2 separate regions of the Mus musculus genome follow, and region 1 is linked to region 2. The links are chromatin loops, found by intact Hi-C in ENCODE. Cell type or tissue: heart. All regions are shown on one strand.

Region 1 (2,500 bases), 160 kb after region 2:
GTCTTCTTCAGAACTGCTCTGCCTAGGTAAAATGATCTCATACACATATAGGTCTGTCTCCACCCACTGCTTTCTGATTGTCAAAGGAAAGGACACTGTCACCTCCAGCTCTGTGCCTGGCAGAGGCAGCATTTTAGTCAAAGAGGTGAATAGATTTTAGTCAAAGAGGTGAATGTGTATTTGAGGAGGCAGCCCCCCACCCCCCACCCCACCCCCGCCTGCTGAAGTACGCGTTCAGGGTTCGGAGGGACAGGATTGGAGGAGAAGATTGTCCTAAATTCTGGATGACAAGGATAAGTTAGCAACTGCAAGATATGGACGTAGTACTCAGTCTCCCCCTGTTTCACTTTCCTCATTTGGAAAATAGAGGCCATCTCATAGCCCTGTGTGAGATTTAGCATAGGCGTGAGTTTGCATAAGCGAGTCTACAGACAGCAGCTGGAACAGGGCCTAGAATGTGGTAAGCATTAATATAGATGCATTAGGTGTTATGATCAAGGGCTTGGCTGCACACACACACACACACACACACACACACACACACACACTGTAAATCCTTTCCATGTGATACTTAACTTATCTAGTAATTAATTGTAATTAAGATAAATGACTGGAATTTACTGGACACTGTGCTGAGTGTTGTCTGCATGTTATCTCATCTCTTCTACCCAGTCACATAGCAGGATACTCTATCCCTTGTTTTGGAAATGAGAAAGATCATCTTCAGTATCCACAGGGGATAGATTCAAAGACACCCTGAGGATGCCCTGGATGAAAGTATCATGCATACAGTAGCTAGTGACTGTACAATAGCCTACTCACATCCTCCTTTGCACTGCTGACCATATCTAGCCCAGTTTTAAAACCTTGTAGGGTGCTATGTACACAGGACACGAGGATAAGAAAAAGAGCTTTACACAGTCAGTTCAGATGCATTTTTTTTCTGAGTATTTTCCATCTGTGACTTAGTGAATTCAAGGATGTAGAAACCAAAAACATGGCGGCAGGCAGAGTGTAATTGTATTGAGGCCTCTACACAGAAGGCCTGGCATCATCAGACTCCAGGCTGCTCACTTTTAACTCCTGGTCCTTTCTACACTCTGTTCTTTCCTGAACCCACTAGGGGGCTCTAAGCTGTATTGTTCTGAGAGCAGTAAAGAAGAGCGTCTAACATAAATCCCCAGCTCTTAAGGGGCTTGGTGGCTCAGGCCTGTAATCTCAGCACACTTGGGAAGTGCAGTCAGGGGAATGGGAAGTTTAAGGACATTCTCAACTACCTAACAACCTTGAAGCCAGCCTAGGCTGTAAGATCCTGGGGGGGAATGGGAGGGAAGAGAGGGAAGGGAGGGAGGGAGGAGAAAATGAGAACACTCTACTTCAGTCAGGACTGTATTTTTATATTTGTCAGAAAGAGAAGTATGTTAATCCATGAAAATATTCAAGCGTCTTTCATAGTCAGTGCTTCCTCTTTTCCTGAGTCCTGCCACCATTGCCCCAGCATAGAACCTTGTTTGCCTTAGAAATCTTCATATCGAATTCTTTCAAGCCAATTTTTATTGGCAGACATAATTTATATAATGAAGGATGAAGGACAAAATTAAGAGCCCTGGTTTGTAGGAAAAATAAGATATAATTATAGAGCTGTGGGCAAAGCAGTGTTTTGGAAAATGGGAGCTGGGATAGGCACAAACGGAGTCTAGCCAAATGCTCGACTGGGGCTGCAGGAGTGACGTGTGTTTCCTTTTATATGTTTATATTCAAAAGGAAGAAGGCATGCAAGCAGTTAACCATTTATCAGGAGTAAGGGCTTGGCTTGAGGTCTGGGCAAGGGTTTTGGAAAAGTTCAGGTTTGAAAATCTGACAGAGCAAACTCTGCCAAGCAAGCGTGCCTTTAATGGGAGTTAATGTAATAATTGGCCTGGGAGTTTTAACCAAAAAAGTAGAGGCTTTGAAGTGCTGGAAACAAAAAGAAAATCCCATGGCAGTTTTATTAGCTCATATGATCAACAGCAGATGATAAACGACAGATAGGTCGAGGGCTTTCTGCAGTCATACCAAGTCCTGAACATTGCAAACAATTGAAAGTTCAGCCCAACAGCCTGGGGTATAAGAGAGCTGTAAAAGCTGTCAGGTCACAGGCACTTCTGAAGAAACAGGAGGCCTGAGTCCACTGCAGGATCAGCATTAGTATTCTAAGCACAGGCTTTGGGAGCTGGAGAAACTGAGACCCAGGCTCCTCGGGATGCCATTTGGATCTGCTCTTTGCCCATGTGACATCCCTCCCCTGTGACATCCCTCCCATGACACGTCTAGTCTTCTCACAACCCTGTCAAGTCCCTCTGTGGCCCATCTTCCCACTAGTACCTGTCCTGCCTGCCAAGGGACTCAGATGATTGCCAAGACTAACCCACATTGGGAATCGCAGTGAGCCTGGTACCAAGAAAACCCTGGCTGGCTCCCATGTGCTTGGGCTCTGCTCTGCTTCCTACAGTTTCTCCCC
Region 2 (2,500 bases):
AAAAGTCAGATCCTTCCAAACCTCTGCCTGTCAAGTCCAGAAGTCCCACAAGTAGCTGGGACATGCTGTGCCTGTGCAGGTTCCCTGTGTTGTCCCACAAACTATGAGAACATTTCACATCCTCCTTTTCCCTCCCTCCTAGTGAGATGTGCCCAGGACCTTGAGGGCTATTTTGCTGACCTACTATACAAGGCCATGAAGGGTATGGGGACAGATGAGGAGACATTAATTCGCATCATTGTGACCAGAGCAGAGGTAAGAAACACTTGACTCTAAAAAAGGGGACTCCAACATCTTTTCCTCCCACTGATGTCATTGGTTACTGTTGTTGTCGTTGGACTATTTCTCAAAACCCCGTAAGACAAAGACAGCCCTTCCCTTCCCAGAATATGCAGACCACATTGGACTCTACTTCAGCCTTCTCCTTGTCTTTTATTAAGATACAATACTGAGAGCTGCTTCTATTCTTGTCATCGGTGGCTCCAGAGAGCTGGTGGCGCAGTAAAGAGGAACTGCTGGAGCTGTTCCGAGGTAGCACAGCTACACCCAGCTCTATTTTAAGGAAAACAATCCAGAGCCTTGGAAAGGGGTCACCCCGCAGCAAGCAGAGATAGGACACAAGTGACTTCCTCACTCTCTTTATCTAACGGAGCACACCTTACAAGGATGAGTTTTTTTCAGAATAACAAAACAAACAAACAAACAAAAAAAAATCAACCCCACCCCCCAACTAAAATTTCAACAAAACAGTTTCTTGGCTTCTTTTTTTCCAATCCAGACCCTCTCAAAGAGCTATTTTAGACACTTATTTTTTTTCAAATTACTATCTTTCCTCACCCAAACTTAACAGCACAGAGAATACTGAATATCTGCTTATGAGCTCCAATGCAAATACTAGTACTTCATATATAAAAAGACTGGGGCTTCTTTTGCTCCCTAAGGAGCAGTCTGCACCCCCTCTCAGAGAAGAATGTGAGTCTTGGAAAGAGAAGGGCCGGAGTAGGCAGAAACTTGGAAGCAGCCAGCAAGCAAGTGTCACAGAGAGCGCCTGGGGCTGTCAGGCCTTGGTGAGCAGAAGTGAGGTGAAGGGGAAGTGGCAGGCTTGTCCCCGCTGCTGTGGCAGAAGCCTTGGCGAAATGAAAGGAGTCAAGCAGCTGAAAACCACAGACATCTTTTTTAAAAAGTGTTCAGTGGAGAGGGAGCGGTACCAACCCAAATTCTGACCCATGCCTTTCGACAAGCGCTTAACAGCTGACGTTGTTCTTAAATATAGCTTCACAGCAGCAAGGCAGTTCTTTCGTTTTTTTATTTCTGTGCCTGGAATTTCTCCCCCTCCTCCATGCCCCCCTTATTCATGTGAGCAGCTTCTTTGCTATTCTGCTAGAGTTTGCTTTCTCTCCTCAGTTCTGAGTCTCTCTCCCTCCCTTCAGGTGCTCTGCCTTCTTTGTCTCTCCAGCTCTCAGCCACTCAGCCCCTGCTGAAGTTCCAGGGAACTCTTGAGAGCAGCAGAGTTCTATAGACCCTGTGAGAGATTGGGTCCCATCAGATGGGTTGTCAGCATTCCATGTTCAATTCCATCTCCAAACGGACCACATGTGAGTGTGGGTCATCTCCATATGTGGTCAGTCTCTCTGAACCGCTTTGGGCCCAGCACATATATGTTTAGGGGATCCTCTAATCTTCCACTTGGACTAGAAAAAAATGCCAGCTGCTCCATCCTGCCCCTCCCCCAGGGCTGGGCATCCAGCCAGCCAGAGGACGCCCAGCAGGGCAGCATCTGTCCTCCAGTAGTCTCTTGATGGAGAGCAGTATCCACAGCAAACAACTCCTTACTCCCTGACCCTCTCCTACCTTTCGCTCTTCTCTTTCTCAGTACAACCACACACAGGAGAAGGGGAGCCTGATGCTTCTCTATGGTTTCTAGGCCTGCTGTGCAAGGCAGAGCTCAAACCAAAACCAAAATCAAAACCAAACAGAAAACTAAACTTTGTTTCTCTATAAGACTTGTTTTGTCCAGTCTGGAAGGTTTTTTTTTGTTTTGTTTTGTTTTTGTTTTTTTTTTTTTTGTTTTTTTTTTTCTGGTGTAGCTCTCCTCTTTGCAGCTGAAAGAGGCTGAAGCAGGACAATGTTTTGTCTGTTTTCCTCCCCATGTCCCTTCTGCCCCGAGTTCTTAAGCTTTCTATGAATTAGACTCAGAAGAAGTCCTACAAATGGTGATCAGTTTGAAATGTGATAACTGGAACCATTATTCCTCCTGATGTGGTACAAGGAAGAAATCATTTCTTTTTAATATATATATAATTTAATGTGTGTGGGTGTTTTGCCTGTATATCAATCCATGCAACATGTATGCTTGATGCCCAGGAAGAGGGCATTGGATTCCTTGGGTGTCTATCTGGAACTGCAGATACAGTTATGAGCTGCCATGTGGGTGCTGAAAATCAAACTGGGTCTTCTGGAAGAGCAGTCAGTGTTCTTAATGGCTGAGCCAGCTCCCTGG

What was found. Peaks named below come from ENCODE experiments on the same cell type or tissue, not always from the same donor. Only the 100,000 strongest peaks of a DNase experiment are listed, where the experiment ranks them.
Region 1: it touches region 2 in a loop (2.1-fold over the local background); 6 of 42 quality-filtered maps call a loop at or near these places.

The regions. Positions count from the first base shown.
Region 1 is chr15:58,186,830-58,189,329 of GRCm38, reverse strand. All of the region lies in intron 6 of Fbxo32 (F-box protein 32), which reads left to right. Among named protein-coding and RNA genes, the nearest start is that of Gm36112, 22 kb to the right of the region's middle. In heart, a CTCF peak has its summit at 1,123 (motif pointing right); a DNase peak (open chromatin) is centred at 2,339; H3K27ac peaks cover 1,620 bases.
Region 2 is chr15:58,342,680-58,345,179 of GRCm38, reverse strand. It overlaps Anxa13 (annexin A13), which reads left to right. Exons shown (of 8, transcript NM_027211.2): 7 at 145-255. Among named protein-coding and RNA genes, the nearest start is that of Klhl38, 20 kb to the right of the region's middle. In heart, no CTCF peak of the experiment used is centred here; DNase peaks (open chromatin) are centred at 499, 1,099 and 1,739; H3K4me3 peaks cover 211 bases; H3K27ac peaks cover 2,500 bases.